Regions from separate parts of the Homo sapiens genome. Here all the other regions are linked to region 1. A link is a contact called in ENCODE Hi-C or POLR2A ChIA-PET data. All regions are on one chromosome and are shown on one strand. The core of a region is the stretch at or near the end of the contact, and the rest is flanking DNA. Distances in the headings are between cores, read along the strand shown. Region 1 holds the start of KCNC3 (potassium voltage-gated channel subfamily C member 3). Region 2 holds the start of SYT5 (synaptotagmin 5). Region 3 holds the start of LENG8 (leukocyte receptor cluster member 8). Region 4 holds the start of CNOT3 (CCR4-NOT transcription complex subunit 3). Region 5 holds the start of NDUFA3 (NADH:ubiquinone oxidoreductase subunit A3). Region 6 holds the start of CCDC61 (coiled-coil domain containing 61).

Evidence for each region. Hi-C counts contacts between places; a loop is a spot of excess contacts on that map. ChIA-PET counts read pairs that join two places held with the same protein, here RNA polymerase II (POLR2A). Pooled maps may share reads with other maps.
Region 2: a loop to region 1 is called in a map of CD8-positive, alpha-beta T cell, with 23 times the contacts of the local background. The contact joins the promoter of SYT5 here to the promoter of KCNC3 in region 1. A Hi-C loop is called at or near these places in 1 of 168 maps with a recorded cell type or tissue (CD8-positive, alpha-beta T cell) and 4 of 50 pooled maps. POLR2A ChIA-PET finds 5 or more read pairs at or near these places in 1 of 52 experiments (MCF 10A).
Region 3: a loop to region 1 is called in a pooled map, with 11 times the contacts of the local background. The contact joins the promoter of LENG8 here to the promoter of KCNC3 in region 1. A Hi-C loop is called at or near these places in 7 of 50 pooled maps.
Region 4: a loop to region 1 is called in a pooled map, with 15 times the contacts of the local background. The contact joins the promoter of CNOT3 here to the promoter of KCNC3 in region 1. A Hi-C loop is called at or near these places in 8 of 50 pooled maps. POLR2A ChIA-PET finds 5 or more read pairs at or near these places in 2 of 52 experiments (B cell and activated T-cell).
Region 5: a loop to region 1 is called in a map of naive thymus-derived CD4-positive, alpha-beta T cell, with 16 times the contacts of the local background. The contact joins the promoter of NDUFA3 here to the promoter of KCNC3 in region 1. A Hi-C loop is called at or near these places in 1 of 168 maps with a recorded cell type or tissue (naive thymus-derived CD4-positive, alpha-beta T cell) and 3 of 50 pooled maps. POLR2A ChIA-PET finds 5 or more read pairs at or near these places in 2 of 52 experiments (Caco-2 and IMR-90).
Region 6: a loop to region 1 is called in a pooled map, with 10 times the contacts of the local background. The contact joins the promoter of CCDC61 here to the promoter of KCNC3 in region 1. A Hi-C loop is called at or near these places in 1 of 168 maps with a recorded cell type or tissue (breast epithelium) and 5 of 50 pooled maps. POLR2A ChIA-PET finds 5 or more read pairs at or near these places in 1 of 52 experiments (Panc1).

The regions. Positions count from the first base shown.
Region 1 is chr19:50,327,993-50,330,748 of GRCh38, reverse strand. KCNC3 (potassium voltage-gated channel subfamily C member 3) reads left to right here and starts at 1,372. Exons shown (of 5, transcript NM_004977.3): 1 at 1,372-2,536. The coding sequence starts at 1,667. LOC105372437 (a long non-coding RNA gene) reads right to left here and starts at 1,129. Exons shown (of 4, transcript XR_007067299.1): 1 at 954-1,129. RefSeq lists silencers at 1-51, 65-244, 1,122-1,181, 1,262-1,811, 2,420-2,509 and an enhancer at 1,363-1,657.
Region 2 is chr19:55,178,834-55,181,595 of GRCh38, reverse strand. SYT5 (synaptotagmin 5) reads left to right here and starts at 1,307. Exons shown (of 9, transcript NM_003180.3): 1 at 1,307-1,479; 2 at 2,510-2,633. The coding sequence starts at 2,555. PTPRH (protein tyrosine phosphatase receptor type H) reads left to right here. Exons shown (of 20, transcript NM_002842.5): 20 at 1-349. RefSeq lists silencers at 1,292-1,481, 1,362-1,774 and an enhancer at 1,762-1,841.
Region 3 is chr19:54,447,938-54,450,760 of GRCh38, reverse strand. It overlaps LENG8 (leukocyte receptor cluster member 8), which reads right to left and starts at 1,562. Exons shown (of 16, transcript NM_052925.4): 1 at 1,451-1,562. It overlaps LENG8-AS1 (LENG8 antisense RNA 1), which reads left to right and starts at 1,723. Exons shown (of 3, transcript NR_126418.1): 1 at 1,723-2,199; 2 at 2,546-2,596. RefSeq lists an enhancer at 905-1,812.
Region 4 is chr19:54,136,248-54,139,142 of GRCh38, reverse strand. It overlaps CNOT3 (CCR4-NOT transcription complex subunit 3), which reads right to left and starts at 1,381. Exons shown (of 18, transcript NM_014516.4): 1 at 1,150-1,381.
Region 5 is chr19:54,101,552-54,104,336 of GRCh38, reverse strand. NDUFA3 (NADH:ubiquinone oxidoreductase subunit A3) reads right to left here and starts at 1,482. Exons shown (of 4, transcript NM_004542.4): 1 at 1,449-1,482; 2 at 1,149-1,223. The coding sequence starts at 1,458. RefSeq lists an enhancer at 717-1,693.
Region 6 is chr19:45,994,049-45,996,748 of GRCh38, reverse strand. CCDC61 (coiled-coil domain containing 61) reads right to left here and starts at 1,282. Exons shown (of 14, transcript NM_001267723.2): 1 at 1,245-1,282. RefSeq lists enhancers at 1,165-1,344, 1,735-1,924.

The DNA of each region.
Region 1 (2,756 bases), core at 123-2,622:
AGCCCACCCCATTTTTTATCGGTCCTGCCTATATTGCCTCAGTCTTGACGGTGCTTCCTGGCGCTTTGGCCTCTCCCCTCTCCCGTCCTCTCTGCCTCCTTGCGTGCCCCCTCCTCACCAGTCCTCATCTACCCTCGGTCCTCCAATCTGCAGTCCGCCGCGGTGTAGCGTTCGTTAGAAGTTCTCGCCTCGCCCTTTGAGACCCTGTGACCTTTAGGCAGTGCCCTCTCCCAGGTCTTCTGATCCCGAAGACTCCCCGTTCCAGGTCCCTCCCCTCCATCCAGCCCAGTAGCTTTGTACTCTTTGTAGTCTCATTGTTCCCCTGGGATCCACCTCTCCCGTTCCTCTACCCTCCCTTAGCCCTGCCCTGCCCTCGCCTACCCTGGTTGCTTTCAAGACCCTCAAGCCCCGCTCCTTCCTTAGTCTCTCTTTCCTACCGCCCATTCAAGACGTTTTCTTTTTCTTTTATTTATTTATTTTTTGACACAGAGTCTCGCTCTGTCGCCCAGGCTGGAGTGGAGTGGTGCGATCTCGACTCATTGCAACCTCTACTTCCCAGGTTCAAGCGATTCTCCTGCCTCAACCTCCCGACTAGCTGGGACTACAGGCACCCACAACCACGCCCGACTAATTTTTGTATTTTTAGTAGAGGCGGGGCTTCACCATTTTGGCCGGGCTGGTCTCGAACTCCTGACCTCAAATGATCCACCCACCTCAGCCTCGCAAAGTGCTGGCGTTACAGGCGTGAGCCACTGCGCCCTGCCTCAAGACGTTTTCTATTTGTCGACCCCACTCACCTTCCTCAGTACCACTCATCCATCCGGACACTCATTCTCCGGGCCCAGCCCCGACTAACCAGGCCCGCCTTGGAGCCTCAGCCCCGCTCCCTCCCTTAGGCCTATCCAGACCCTCTCGGGTTTCCAGGACTCTCTCAAGTTTCAACACCTTCTCACCGAGTCTAAGTCTTTGTTCTTCCCGTGTCCTCTTTCAGTCCAGCCTGTCCCCCTTGCGCGGGAAAGTCCTCCATCTCTAGTTCCCGCCCCATGCAGTCTCATCTGGACCGTTTCTACTTTCTGCGGCCCTGTCTCTTCCAAGCAATGCTCCTCCCCACCAGGTCCTGCCTAGCGGTGTTTTAGGTGAGGGCGTGCGATCTGTTTTGTTTCTCTCCGCCCCTTTCTCAGCCCAATCAGGACGGCCTCTCTCATGGTGGCCCCGCCCCTCCAGGCCAGTCGGGCGTCTTTAAATAGCTTGGATGTGTCCCCTCCTCCCTCTACCCCGCCCGCACTTTTTTCAGTTCAGTAAGGTCTCTCTCTATCGTATCTAGCCCCGCCTTCCCCTGGCTACCAGTGCTGCCGAACACAATTAGTAGTAACCGGTCCCGCCTCCCTTGACGCCCCGCCCCGCCCCTCCTCCCTGCTCTCTTAGAAAGAGCCAATCGCTCCGTCTCATTGGCGGCCCCGACTCGTCCAGCTGGGTCGCGTTAGAGTGCCCGCCCCACTCCTCCCAGCCACAGCCCCGCCCCACCTCCCCCAGGCCAATCAGTTTGGTTCCTCTCCCCTAAGCCACGCCCCCGCTACCTCGCTCCTCCTCCCACCCAATCCCGTCGGTCTCTCCCCCCGTGTCCCCGCCCCTGCGTCCCCGCCCCTCCCGCCCCGCCCCCCGTCCAATGCTGAGCTCAGTCTGCGTCTCGTCCTTCCGCGGGCGCCAGGGGGCCAGCAAGCAGCAGCCGGCGCCACCGCCGCAGCCGCCCGAGTCCCCGCCGCCGCCACCGCTGCCGCCGCAGCAGCAGCAGCCTGCGCAGCCCGGCCCCGCCGCGTCCCCGGCGGGCCCCCCGGCACCCCGCGGGCCCGGGGACCGGCGCGCCGAGCCATGCCCCGGGCTGCCGGCGGCGGCCATGGGGCGGCACGGCGGCGGCGGTGGCGACAGCGGCAAGATCGTGATCAACGTGGGCGGCGTGCGCCATGAGACGTACCGCTCGACGCTGCGCACCCTGCCGGGGACGCGGCTGGCCGGCCTGACGGAGCCCGAGGCGGCGGCACGCTTCGACTACGACCCGGGCGCCGACGAGTTCTTCTTTGACCGGCACCCGGGAGTCTTCGCGTACGTGCTCAACTACTACCGCACCGGCAAGCTGCACTGCCCAGCCGACGTGTGCGGGCCCCTGTTTGAGGAGGAGCTCGGCTTCTGGGGCATCGACGAGACCGACGTGGAGGCCTGCTGCTGGATGACCTACCGGCAGCATCGCGACGCTGAGGAGGCGCTCGACTCCTTCGAGGCGCCCGACCCCGCGGGCGCCGCCAACGCCGCCAACGCCGCAGGCGCCCACGACGGAGGCCTGGACGACGAGGCGGGCGCGGGCGGCGGCGGCCTGGACGGAGCGGGCGGCGAGCTCAAGCGCCTCTGCTTCCAGGACGCGGGCGGCGGCGCCGGGGGGCCGCCAGGGGGCGCGGGCGGCGCGGGCGGCACATGGTGGCGCCGCTGGCAGCCCCGCGTGTGGGCGCTCTTCGAGGACCCCTACTCGTCGCGGGCTGCCAGGGTGAGCGCGCTCTCGGGGCCCCCATCCACCCCACCCCCGCCTCTCCAGGCGCCCCCAGTCTCCCAGGAGCGCCCCAGCTCCAACCCTCCGGGTCCCTCTAGGCTTCTCAGTCTCCTAGAAGCCTCTTCCCCAATCCTGAGTCTCCTGGGCTCCTCCGAACACACCCCCCTCTCGCAGCCATCCCCCAGATCCTCCAAAGACGGATCTCCAACCTTCGGGC
Region 2 (2,762 bases), core at 58-2,557, 4.9 Mb before region 1:
TGGTCTGGTGGGCTTCAGATGAGTCCTATGGGAGCTGGGGATCTGGATTCCTGGTTCCCTGAAGGAGGAGAGGGATGATAGCTTGGATTCCCTAGGTCTTTCCAGGATGCAGAAAGAAACAGGCTGGGGCCTGGATTCTGAGGCAGGAAGGAATTTGGGTCTGGAGTTCTGGCTACTTGAGGACCAAAGGCAGGAAGGATCCTGCCTTGATTTTACTTCAGAAACCAAATCAGTCTTCTATAATCTGGGGTCGGAGGGAGTCCCTGTGCCCAAGGTCTCTCTGCACCCCACCATCCACATGTATTTTTCCTTCTATCCCATAATTTATTAAATCACTGTTCTCCCCAGAGACAGTTGTCCCATGGATTTCTGGGTCTGGAAATAATATTGGATTGGGAGTAGGGATGGGTTCCTGGTATCTAGGGATCGAGGCGAACGTCCAGGAGGGGACTAGAGGGACCCACACATTTGCACATGAAAAAATGTAGGTTTGGGTGGTTGAGTCTCTCAGAGAAGGCAGTGTCCAGACGTCTGTGTCCAGGGTCTGGGCAGTATGGACAGGGCTCGCTGGAGCTAGGTGCTTGGGGACTTGCCTTCTGAGCTTTTCTTTTACTCTTCTCTGTTGTTGTTGTTGTTGTTTTGTTCTGTTTTTGTTTTTGTTTTTGAGACATGGTCTTGCTCTGTTGCCCAGACTGGAGTGCAGTGGCTCACTGCAGCCTTGACCTCCTGGGCCCAGGTGATCTTCCCACCTCAGCCTCTAGAGTAGCTGCCATCACAAGTGCGCACCACCACGCTGGCTCATTTTTGTAGAGACGGGATTTTGCTATGTTGCCCAGGCTGGTCTCCAGCTCCTGGGCTCAAGCATTCCTCCTGCTTCGGCCTCCCAAAGTGCTGAGGTTACAGGTATGAGCCACCGCACTGGCCGCCTCCTGGGACTGGTGTTAGGGGAACTTAGAGGGCGATGTCTGGGGGCTGATAGCTGGGGACTTTGATGCTGAACCCTGCAGAGTCTGGGTCTCCAATGGGGGTCTGGGGTCTCCTAGGTCCTAGGACTGAGTATCCTGGCATGCCGTTCTTTGGGCTATACAGGGTGTGTGTCGTGTGTGTTGGGGCGGGAGGAGTGGAGTGGTCTGGACGGCCAACGACTGGACCAGAAGGCAGAAAATGCTAAAGCACCAGGATAAACATCTGTGGGCGTCATCGAGGTTCCCGGGTGGAGGCGGGAGGAGGGGCGGGGCAGGGCTTTCCGCCTACCCGAGACCAAATACGGGCACACACAATACACACCACACACGCGCGCACACGCACACGGGCACACACGCGCGCACGGGATCCTGCTCCGCTCCGCGGCTCCCCCGCCCCGGAGAGCTCCGCGATCAGCACCCGGGACAGCGCCACCGCCCACGTGCAGGGGGTGGGGTCCGGGCGGGGCTGGCGCCTCGGCGTCTCCCGGGAGTGTCCCGTCCAGCCGCCGAGCAGGTAGGAGCTGCTGGGACCCCCGCCCTCAGCCCATCCGCATCCGCATCCCTAGAGGAAAGGGGTGTGCGAGTGGGGGCTGGGGCACTGGGGAGACAACCAGAGGGAGGGCAGCAGCCTGAAGCGGAGAGACAGGGATCTGGGGACGCGAGACAGGTATGGAGAAGACAAAGAGCCGAGGGCGGGGAGTGGGGCGCAGGCGGAGGGGAGAGGGAGAGACCCTGGAGACAGAGGCCAGGCGATAGGGAAGAGAGACAGGCGGGTTGGGGAGGCAGACACAGGGAAGACGCCTATGTGGGGTCAAGAGGCAGCGTGGAGACCGAGGCGGTCACGAGAGCAGCACGGATGCGTGGAGAGACCAACAGGCCAAGAAGGATGAGGGGGCTCAGCACAGGCACCGGGCAGCCCCCGACCCGCCCTCCAGCAAAATTGGGGAGAGGGAAGAGGGAACCTGCGTCTCAGCTCCCAGGACCAGGTGCGGAGGGAGCAGTCGGCTGTGGGCGCTCGGACCACAGGCTGCCCGCTCCCCACCTCGCGGGACCTCAGGATCCCAGTCGGGCTATTGGGGGGTTCCCAGGCACCGGTGGGCCCCGGAGCGAGCCTGCCCCGCCGGGACTCCGCGTCTGTGCGTCAGCCCCGCCCGTTGTCCTGGCAACAACCCGTTGCCCGGGCAACCAGCTTTGCTCTCACCCCGCTTGAGAGGAGCCCGGCTGTTGCTCTGGGCAACGCGGTCTGCTGGTTCCCACGTCTGCCTTCGCCCGCTTCCGGTTCAGACCCTGCGGAGGGGCGAGGACGAGGCAGAAGTCAGCGGGATGCCTGTGGGGCCGTGGAGGAAGAGGGTATCCCTTTAGGATGGAACTAGGTCCTGGACACCCCCTCTCAAGTGCGGGGAGGCTGATACTACAACTCCCAGCATGACTCGCGGTGGCTGTCCGGTTTCTGCGCGGCTGTTCGCGCAAAGGCCTCATGGGAGTTGGAGTTCTTTGTTGTGCGTGGGGCTCAAAGGACGTCTGGGGTGGGAATGGGGGACTAGGGTGCTTGAGTGTCTCTGCAGAAAAGACTCCAGGACCCCGCCACCATGTTCCCGGAGCCCCCAACCCCGGGGCCTCCATCGCCCGACACGCCTCCCGACTCCAGTCGCATCAGCCACGGCCCAGGTGAGCAAGACCCGGGGGTGGGGGGCCGAGCAGAGAGAAAGCCTGGCCAGGATTCCGAGGGGCGGGATTCGGACGGGTGTACTCGGGCAGGCGGGCTGGAAAATCCGGCTGGGATCCCGGGTCGTCATC
Region 3 (2,823 bases), core at 313-2,812, 4.1 Mb before region 1:
TAATCCCAGCTACTAGGGAGGCCGAGGCAGGAGAATCGCTTGAACACGGGAGGCGGAGGGCGGTAAGCTGAGACTGCGCCATTGCTCTCCAGCCTGGGCAACAAGAGCGAAACTCTGTCTCAAAAAAAAAAAAAAAAAAAAAGCTAGGGAGTACGGGTTGTGAAAGGAACCTGAACCAAGAGGATGGATGCTATAATGAGAAGAGTCTGAGGGAACCCTTAAGGCTGAGAGGGTGGAAAGGTTTCCGAGAACTCTGTGAAAAGGGAGGCCTTTCAGGGAGCATCGAGGGGGCTGGAAGAATATTGGAGAAGAGAAGAAAATTTTGAGAGGAAAAGGGGATTTTCCGGAAGTTAACCCTGGAAGCAAGTGGTCGTTGAGCGTTCCTGAGAATGCCAACGTGAACCCCAACGTGAAGAAATGGGTTCTTAGCACTGACAGACTGATTTCAAAAAGGTCTCCGAAGGGCAGTAAAGAGACCTACGTGGGAGTCCTCAGTGGGACTACCCCTGCCTGCTTCCACGGGAGGTTCCCGGAAGCAGGGGTAGGGCTGGGAGAGAAAAGGGATCACCGTGGTTGGGTGTCTGGACATAAAGCTTTGGGAATGCCAAAGAAGACCCAAAACATGTTCAACGAATTAAGAGTGGGGTACAGAGAGAATTGGAAGAAAAGTGGAGTGTCTCCGGAGCAAGGATTCAGGAGCCTAAACTCCCGAGAGGGAGTAACTGATAAGTAGGATAATTAATCCCGCAGGAGAACCGGAATTCCCACGAGTTGACGGGATAGGAACGGGAGTCTGGAGCTGGGGAAAAGCCCTAGAAACGCAAAGGCTTAACTTAAACAGGACACAGGGCGTGGGTGGAGACGAGGGATCGTGGCGGGGACACAGGAAGAGGAGCCCCAGGGCAGAAGGGAGATTAGAGGTAAGGTCAGGAGTTGGGGGCTGGACAGAGGACTCCCGGACGGGTCTCAAGAACAGAGACAGGCATCAGACGCGAGGCCTGAGGTCCCGGGAGCACCTGGCCGTCCCGCAGGCTGGGCGAAGGCAAAGGAGGACGCCGGGTGGAGGAGGCCGCTCGGATCCCCACGACTAGCCACGGAGCCACTGCCCAGGCCGCGCCTGCGCACCACGCCCCAGAAAGACGCGCAGGAGCCGCCCGTCGCCCGGGGCAACACCCGGTCAACGGCGAGTGAGGGGCGCCCCGGGGCCCCGAGAACTCCAAGGGAGAGGAACGGAAATTAGAAGACGACGGCGCACGCGCGCTAGTGCCCGAACGCGCGGCCCCAGGCCCGGTGCGCAGGCGCAGTGGCTGCCCCTGCGCCGCCACACCCTGTCGACGCTCGCGCGCGGCGTCTGCTGCTGCGACGGCCGAGAAGGCCTCGGGGCTCGCGGGGCGCAAGACCAAAAGGAGATGCTATCCCCGCCCGCCTGCTCGCCTGCCGCTCCCCTTACCAACCAGGATCCTTCGCTGCAGGGACACGCCAACAACCACCCAGGCGATCAGCAACACGGCCACGACACCGCTGTGCCACCCGGCTGGCTCTGGTCTTCTTTGGCTTCGACGTCCTGACCGCGGCGTCCTGACGTCACGCGGCGGCCTTGCACCGCCTCCCTCGGCCCTGCACAGCCAATGAACGCCACGAGCTGCGCTTGAGCCCGCCTTCCTGCCCACGCACTTACGCATGAACATTTTAAGGCAGACCGGAAGTCTGGGTGGGGACGGTGGCCCCGAGGAGACAAGCGTGGCCGCATTAGCTCTTTCTGCCTCCCACGCAGCCTTATTTTTTTTATTGTTGTTTTCTTGTTGCTGTTGTTGTTGTTCTCGGAGACGGAGTCTTGCTCTTGCTCTGTCGTCGCCCACGATAGAGTACAGTGGCGTGATCTCTGCTCACTGCAACCTCCGCCTCCTGGGTTCAAACAATTCTGCCTCAGCCTCCGGAGTAGCTGGGATTACAGGCGCGCGCCACTATGCCCGGCTAATTTTTGTGTTTTTAGTAAAGACGGGGTTTCACCATGTCGGCCAGGCTGTTCTCGAACTCCTGACCTCGTGATCCCTCCGTCTCGGCTTCCCAAAGTGCTGGGATTACGGGCGTGAGCCACCGTGCCCGGCCGCAGCCTTGTTTTGACTGAGTCAGTGGGAGCCATTACTGTTCCTAAATGTAAACTGGCGTGACAGGAGTTCCGGGATTGTCCACAGCACGGTGATGTGGAAGCCCTGGGGAGAGAATGATAAAGAAAGGGGATGAGGAACAGCTCCACCCGGAAGAGCGGGCTTCCCTAGCAAATGAATCTGGAAGGGCGCAGGGGAGGGGGCACGGCGAGTTCAGATGGACCGAGGCTGGAAGCTGACGCGGTTGGAGGGGGATGGGTGTAGCTGTTGGCAGTGGCGCTGGGGTGGAAGTGTGTGGGGTCACAGATGTGTAAGGGTGGGCGCGGAGCAGACCCCCGAAGGTCCCTGAGGTCAGGCTGAGGCATTGGACCAAATCCGTACATAGGCATTTCTCTGAACTGCGCGCCACCTTTTGAGTGCCATCTGTTTCCGTCCAGGACTCTGATACAACTATCCAGTCCGCTGCAGGGACCGGTCACTGTGTCACAGTAAGTGGTGGGATTTAAGAGGCAGTTTTCCTCCTCATGTTCTACCATTATGAACGTCTAGCTTGAAAAATACATACCATTTTCATAACTACGTATTATTTTGTTAGTGCTAGCATAGTAGATCTTTTTCCGTTATTTTACTCTGTGGGGGGGGGGGGGTTTGTTTTGTTTTTGTTTTTGTTTTCTTTTTGGTACTAAGCTTTTTGTTCTGGAATAATTTTGGATTT
Region 4 (2,895 bases), core at 132-2,631, 3.8 Mb before region 1:
CTGAGAGGCAGGGACTGCTCAGAAAGAGGGGCTGGTGCTGCCCGCAGTGGGAGCTCACTAACATGGACAGCGTGGCGGCTTAGTGTCTTTCACCAGGCACCTGAGCGCCAGGGGATCCCAGCAGCCCCCAGCAACAAGACCACAGTGGTCCTGATATCACTGGGAGACGCCCACACCCAGAAGGTCGGAGAGTCACGATGCAGGGGAGTTCAAGGCTGCAAAGCCAGGGGCAGACGCCAGGATCAAAGAAGTGTGAGAGCTGAGACCAGACGTGGGCCACACTGAGGACGGTCCTGTACCCCAGGTGGGGGAAAGCCAAACTCCCCCAAAAAGGCAGGCGCCCAGTGCAGCGGGATGGCGAGGCTGGAGCCACCCAGGGCGCTACTCGCTATGAGAGGGAAGAGCTGCAGACTACAGAGGTGGAAACTTCGGCAAAGGCTCCAACTAACGGGGAGTTTCTCCTCCACTCCTCTCCCAAGAGGCTCCCATCCGATACAGACGGGCAGCTGGAACCTGAGATCCAGGGGAGGCTGCGCTCCCGGGAGCAGTGAGGAGGGATGCGGAGGGCGGCCTCGGTCCTGGGAAGGGTGACTCCCCCACCCAGCTGGGGTCCTCGTCCCGACCACCACCCCCCCTCCCCGCCACCGTCGAGGGAGAAGCCCCGGCGCGGAGGCTGCCCCACAACGCGAAGGACCGAGGCCGAGGGGGGCAGGCACCTGAGCCCCGAGAGGGCGGGCACCTGGGACCAGGGGCGCCTCCATCCTTCCAGCCAGGAGCCAATACCGACGCGGAGAGGGGCGGGCACCTCGCGCCCGGGAGGCTTCGCACCCTCACACCCCTACCGGGGGGCCCGACGCGATGCCACGCGGGGAGGCGGCGGCGGGCGGGGCCCGGGGTCCGGGTCGCGGAAGGACCCCCGGGAGGCGCTGAGGAACGTGAAAGAGGCGCAGGAACGGGAGGGCGAGAGGGAGGGAGCCGCCCCCCGCCGGGAGCCCCGCGCTGCAGAGGCGGCGGCAGGGGGCAGGCGAGGGGAGGCCATGTCGCGACAGACGGCGGTGTCGCCAGGGCGGGAGGCGGCGGGGAGGGCGGCCGATGGCGCCGGGGGGAGGAAGGGAAGGGGTCCGGCCCAGTCGAGCCTGACGCTCTCACCACAGGAGCTGGCGCCGCCGCTGAGGAGCGTATCGCGACAGGCGGGGGAGGCGAGCGCCCGCCGCCTTTTTCTCGCGCCCCGGGCCCGGGCGCTATCGCGATAGCGGCGCGAAGCGGAAGTGGGGTTGGGGGAGTGGGCCCGGGGTTGTTCTGACGACGGGGGTCGGGGCTCAAGGGAGGCCGCGGCGTCTGCCGATGGCTCCGCGGAAGCTGACCGGGCCCGGTCCAAGATGGCGGCGGCGGAGGAGGCCTCCCCTCCTCTCTTCTCGTCTCTGGCGCCGACCCGCCCCCGAGTCCCGAATATAGGCCAGTCATTGCTCCCGCTGAACGTCGCTCCTGACCCTTGGAGGCTTTCTATTGGTTCCTGGCAGGGATGCGCCCTGCCCCCTTTCGCGGATTGGGTGATCGCTCCAAGGCGCGGCGTTCGATTGGCCTCCCGCGCAGGCTGCTAGGATTGGCTCAGGTTTTCCTCCCCGCTCCTCCTCCTCCTCCCGCCTCAGGGCACAACACGCCAGCGCGAGGACCCGAACGTCAATCAAGAGACCTGTGTCGTGCTGATTGGATGTATCCGCCCCCCTCTCTTAAAACAATTGGTCTGGGGGAGGAGCTACGACAGTCCAGGGGCGGGAAGTCGTCCGTCAAGTTTAGAGCTCTTTTTAATTGGTTGCGGGGGCATATTCTGCCTTGAAGTCATTGGTTGGTCCTGGAAGTGGGTGGGGAAAGCGGAGGAAGGCATGGAGTGTGGGCGTTAGGGGCCGCGTACCTAATGGGAGACAGACAGGTGCCTTTAAAGCGGGGGCCGAGCCGAAGTCATCTGCCAATCAAAACAGCCACAGGGCCAAGTGGGAGGAGCTGGGCAAGAAAGTCCACCCCTTTTTCTTCGTTGGCCCTAAAAGTTATCATTCATGCTAGTTGGACCAATAGCGTGGCGAGTGGGCGGTAGCTGCTCGTAGAGCGTGTGAAAGAGGGTGTATGTAGCTGGCAGAAGTGGGACTTGGTCGCAACCGTTGCGTCCCGGCCAGGTAAGCAGCTTCCCTCTCAGCTGCCTCGTCTTTCTCCAAGTGCCTCTATGTTGGCACATCTCTGAAATTCATTATTTGCTGAGTGAAAGAAGAAAGGGACCAGAGACACTGCTTTAAGTCTCTGGCACCGTGCATAGCAGAATTGGTTGGGAAGCGTGAGGCATGGAGTTTTTGTCCTGCCCCTGCCTGGTTAGGCGACCAGATGGTGGGACAGTCATTCTCCTCTGCGTCTCCGCTTCCTTAGTGTGTTGAGGACGCTGCAGAAGGTACAGAGGAGACGGGTGGCTCCCTAATGCCTGCTCGTTTCAGGTCTCAGCTCTGTTGTCTTCTTGGAGAGAAAACTTCCCTGACCTCCCTCCCGGGCGGAGCGCTCCTGCGCGCCTTGTTCGTTAGGATTTATTTTTGTACGTCTACCGTCATTTTCGTAATTATTCGGTTTCCCTGTCTGGATTTTGCATCTCCAGCACTTAGCACGCAGGAAGTAGTCAGTAACCATTTGTCAAAGGAATAGATGAATGAATGTGAGGAATGACTTGTGATTGAAAACTTAACTAGACACTGAGACTTCCACGAACTGGGAGGCATTTGCCCAGGGTCACACAACCGAGATGGGAAGCCAGATTCGCCCCTTCCTGTCTAGGTGGTGGAAAGTAAGATAAATCCCAGGGAGAGGTGAACGTGAAGGAGGATGGAGCCGTTCAGCACCACCCGCATCAGAATGGTC
Region 5 (2,785 bases), core at 233-2,732, 3.8 Mb before region 1:
GTGAAACCTTGTCTCTACTAAAAATACAAAAATTAGCCGGGCGTGGTGGTGCTCGCCTGTAATCCCAGCTACTTGGGAGGCGGAGGCAGGAGAATCACTTGAACCCTAGAGGCGGAGGTTGCAGTGAGCCATGATCAAACCATTGCACTGTAGCCTGGAAGACAGAGCGAGACGCCATCTCAAAAAAAAAAAAAAAAAAAAGCTGGCCGGGCGCGGTGGCTCACGCCTGTAATCCCAGCACTTTGGGAGACCGAGTTGGGAGGATCACGAGGTTAGGAGATCGAGACCATCCTGGCTAACACGGTGAAACCCCGTCTCTATTGAACATACAAAAAATTAGCCGGGCATGGGGGCGGGCGCCTGTAGTCCCAGCTACTCGGGAGGCTGAGGCAGGAGAATGGCGTGAACCCGGAAGGCGGGGCTTGCACTGAACCGAGATCGCGCCACTGCACTCCAGCCTGGGCGACAGAGCGAGACTCAGTCTCAAAAACAAAAACAAAAAATTAGCTGGGCGCCTGTAATCCCAGCTACTCGGGAGGCTGAGGCAGGAGAATCCCTTGAACCCAGGAGGCCGAGGTTGCAGTGAGCCGGGATCGCGCCACTGCACTTCAGCCTGGGTGAGAGTGAGACTCCATCGCAAAAAAAAAAGCTACATTTTAACAATCCCCCGCCCCCATCCCTGCAGGAACTCCGGTGCTAATTAAAGTGTGAGTAGGGCAGTTCCAGGGCAGAGGGCAGAGATTTTCAATCAGCAAGGCACATTGGGATCATACGGGGATTTTCACAAGACACAGATTCCCCAGTCCCACCTCCACCCAAGCCAACTCAATTCAGAATGGGGGAGAGGAAAGATGAAAAGGAGGAGGAGGATCTGGACTTTTTTTTGGTGCTCAGGTGTTAAGGCATAAGCAGGGTTGAGAACGTCTCATTTAGAGGGGTTAAGAGCGTATTGGGTAGGTGGAGAGGAACGCGGGGGGCGATGGTGGAGAGGTTATAATGGGTATGGGGATAGATAAGGGGATGCCGTGGGGGTGCAGACACACTAGAGGGGACCCGAGGGCGGCGATAGGGCTTTAGGGGTACAAGATGGAGGGATGTAGGGGGACGGGGGTGGACGATGCAAGTTTGCGCCTGGAGCACTCACGCACCGAGGCCCCCGACGACGAAGGACACGACCAGCACTGGCTCCTTGTCCCAGGCATTCTTGAGGAAGGCGCCGACTCCTGAAGGGGTGGCAAGAAGCGTCACCCCTGCAAGTAGCTGCCCCCGGTGACCTCTAACCCTCTCGTGCCACCCCTGCCCTGGAGGAGCCCCCTCGTGACTTCTGCGTTCCCCTCCAGCACGGACCCCATCGCTTCCACCCCTGCCCTGCCGCACCTCAGTCCCAGGACCGCCCAGAGGTTCCCAGAACTACCCGAGCCCCGTGCGCCACCGGCACCTGCACTTACTCGCAGCCATCTTTGTCTCCGCGGCGGCGACAGCGGCGAGGACGCGGAGCACCCTGGGAGTTGTGGTCCCTATGCGCGAGAACCCGCTCCCAGGGCTGCGCGTGCGCCCTGGAGCACAAGTAGAGGCGAAAGCAAGGACGCGGAGCACTCTGGGAGTTGTGGTCCCTCTGTGCGACGGCCCGCTTTCGGAGCCTGCGCGTGCGCACTCGCGCAGAACAAAGATGGAGCCGTGGAGGTAAAGGAAGTGGTGTCAGGAGCAAGCGCAAGCCTGACTTTGCGGACCTGCGTGGAATCTCCTTAGTCTCAGCCTAGAAGTCGCTCCGGAGTGACTAGTCCTCCTGCTGCGACCCACCTAAGGCGGAACAAAATAGTCCCCATTTTATAGTTTATGTATGAAAGCCCATTTTACAGACGAAGAAACTGAGCCCGGGAGAAGGTGAATGACTAACCTGTCCTTCGAGGTCTCAGCTCAACATCGGCTCGTCCTGGAAGCGCTAGGTCTCATCCCAGATGGGTTAGGAGCTTTCTGCGGGCTCTCACAGTGCTCTGTTACCGCCATTATAGCTCAGATCACTTAAGAAACTGACCTGGTCTGGGCCAGGCGCGGTGGCTCACGCCTGTAATCCCAGCACTTTGGGAGGCCGAGGCGGGCGGATCACGAGGTCAGGAGATCTAGACCATCCTGGCTAACATGGTGAAACCCTGTCTCTACTTAAAAATACAACACAAATTAGCCGGGCGTGGTGGTGGGCGCCCGTAGTCCCAGCTACTGGGGAGGCTAAGGCAGGAGAATGGCGTGAACCCGGGAGGCGGAGCTTGCAGTGAGCCGAGATCACACCACTGCACTCCAGCCTGGGCGACAGAGCGAGACTCCGTCTCAAAAAAAAAGAAACTGACCTGGTCTTGGTCTTTCAGTCGGACTGGTAGCTGCTGCTTGAGAGCAGTAACGGAGTCTGAGTTCCCTCTGTGCCTGCCAACATGGCACAGCGAGGGTCTGGCACGTAATAGGTTCTAATTTTTTTTTTTTTCTTCTGAGATTGAGTCTAGCTCTGTCGCCCAGGCTGGAGTGCAATGGCGCGATCTCGGCTCACAGCAACCTCCGACTCCCGAGTTCAAGCGATTCTCCTGCCTCAGCCTCCTGAATAGCTGGGATTACAGGCGCGCGCCTCCACAGCCGGCTAATTTTTCTTTTTTAGGAGAGACGGGGGTTTCTCCATGTTGGTCAGGCTGGTCTCGAACTTCCCGACCTCAGGTGATCCACCCGCCTTGGCCTCCCAAAGTGCTGGGATTACAGGCGTGAACAACCGCGCCCGGCCTAGAGGGGCTAATTTTTATCT
Region 6 (2,700 bases), core at 33-2,532, 4.3 Mb after region 1:
GACCATATATAAGTAAGACAAAAGGGAGAAGTGAAGAAGACTCCAAGCTAGCCAGGCACGGTGGCTCACGCCTGTAATCCCAACACTTTGGGAGGCTGAGGCGGGTGGATCACCTGAGGTCACGAGTTCAAGACCAACCTGGCCAACATAGTGAAACCCCTTCTCTACTAAAAATACAAACAATTAGCTGGGTGTGGTGGCGGGCGCCTGTAATTCCCTTGAATCTGGGAAGTGGAGGTTTCAGTGAGCCAAGATCGCGCCATTGCACTCCAGCCTGGGCTACAAGAGCGAAACTCTGTCTCAAAAAAAAAAAAAAAAGAACACTCCAAGCTTCTTGATCTTAGTACCTGGCAGGATGAATGTCCCATCAACTGGGTTTGGAGGTTGAAAGGAAGAAATCGCAAGATTGGTTTGGGACAAGTTTATGTCTGAATGTCAGATGAACTTCCAAAGAGAGAAGAGTCGGCCATGATATGAGTCTGGAGTTCAGGGCAGAGATCCAGGCTGGAAATACACACGTGGGAGTTCTCATTAGATAAAGAGGGTGAAGCTAGCCAATGGTATAGACAGAGATGATGTCATTCTACTGATGATGAAGCTGAGGCACAGAAGGGTTAAACAACTGGCCCAAAGCCACAGTAATGATCAGTGGCAGAGCCAGGATTCAAATTCGGGATTCAACCCGACGCCAGAGCCCACATTCTTAACCATCAGTAGAGTAAGTTTAAGAGTTAATTCACCTAAAACACTTGGCAGGTGCACAGCACATAGCAAACGCCACAGGCATAATAGGGCTTCACATCTCTTTAAAGTACATGCTCATCCCTGGAGGTCTCCTTCCCTCCCTTCCTCAATATTGCTTCTTCCCACGACTTTCACCCAAATCAAAGCTTGTAAAGCATAGTGCGCTGTAATAACCCTCTGCCTTAAAACCTCCTACTAAATCGCCACGCTGCATTCCAAGGACGTCTCTATATTTTACCATCTGCTGTCTCCTGCTTTACAACTTTCCCCATTGAAGACCCTCCTGCGATATACAGATCACCCCCAACTCACATGCTGCGCTCAGCCTCACAACCCCTCAATCAAGCGCCTACCCTTGTTAAAGGGCACCCTCCCTCCCGATTCCTACAAGGCCAGGTCAGCTGCCCACCGCAGCCCACTCTCCCCCGAGAGAAGCCCCTTCCCCTCCACCTAAGACCTCCACCACGGCCCGCGCAACCGCCACTCCCGCGGCCTCTCACCTTCTCCACTAGCAACCCTCCTCGCGAGCGGTTCAACTGACGAAGCTCCAGCCCCGCCCCAGGATCCGGCGTTCTCGCTTCTGATTGGTCACAGCTTACCAGCAGCCAAGTTTCCATTAGCCAAAAGAGACGCCCATCACTCTGTCCCTCCCCCAGAGGAGAACCCGCCCTCCAAAACTTCCAATTGGCTAACTAAGAAGAGGCTGTCCCAAATGGGTTGGGGGAGGCACCTAACGTCGGGCTCTTCTCTAATCACTACTGGCTAATAATGCTGCCAGTCATACAAAAAGGTTGTTCCCCAGAGTGGAAGGGAAAGAATCCCGGAAGTAGCCCCTTGACTCCACCTATTACCCCCTGCGGGAGGGTAGGCCGCGCCCACGTGGTGGGGAGGGCCTGGAAGGGAGAGCCGGGTGTGCATGCGCATGGGGAGATAGTGGCCGCGGCTCCGGAAACTGGGGAGTGGTCTCAGCATAAAGACAGGTTGAGATTTGTCATCGCTTGGTGCATTCCAAACCTGCACTAAGCATTTTGCAGGACTTGGCTTATTTAAACTTTATAACAGCCCTGCAAAGTTATTATGATTTCCATTTTACCACTAAGAAAACAGTCTCAGAGAGGTATAGCCACTAGCCCGGGTTCACACGGCTTTTGAACGACCCATATTTTAAACCGATCAGTCATGAACTGGAAGGATCCAGCTAAAGGAATTGAGCGCGGGGATGGGGGAGGAGGGACCTCTTTAAGAAAGGAAAATAAAGTTTAAAGAAAAAAAAAAACTGACATGAAAGTTTACTTAGAATATGAAATAATAACAAATTACATATTTAAAAGAGCCAAATACCACAAACATTGCAAAATCCCAAAGGATAACGTAATGTTTTTATTAATTTTCTGCCTGACACACCTCTGTGATGTTTCCTACTTTTTCAGCTGCATGTTTCACAATATCCTTGTCTACAAAGAGAAAAGTAAGTTATCTTTCCTCTAGCGTGGTTGATGGAACTTTTTAAAAATTCATTATAATTTAGAACAAGTTTCAGCTTCACAAATCAGTATTGGTGATGTTATTGAAGTCTTTTGGAAATCTAGAAAAACTTCTGGCCAGGCGCGGTGGCTCACACCTGTAATCCCAGCACTTTGGGAATCACGAGGTCAGGAGTTCGAGACCAGCCTGAACCACCTGGTGAAACCCTGTCTCTACTAAAAATATAAAAAATTAGCTGGGCGCAGTAGCGGACGCCTGTAATCCCAGCTACTCAGGAGGCTGAGGCAGGAGAATCACTTGAACTCGGGAGGCGGAGGTTGCAGTGAGCCAAGATCGTGCCACTGCACGCCAGCCTGGGCAACAGAGTGAGATGCCACCTCCAAAAAAAAAAAAAGAAAAACTTTCATAAAGTTTCATTCACATGTTAACTATGTTTTGGAAAATGTTTCCACAGACTAACTTCTGGCTCAA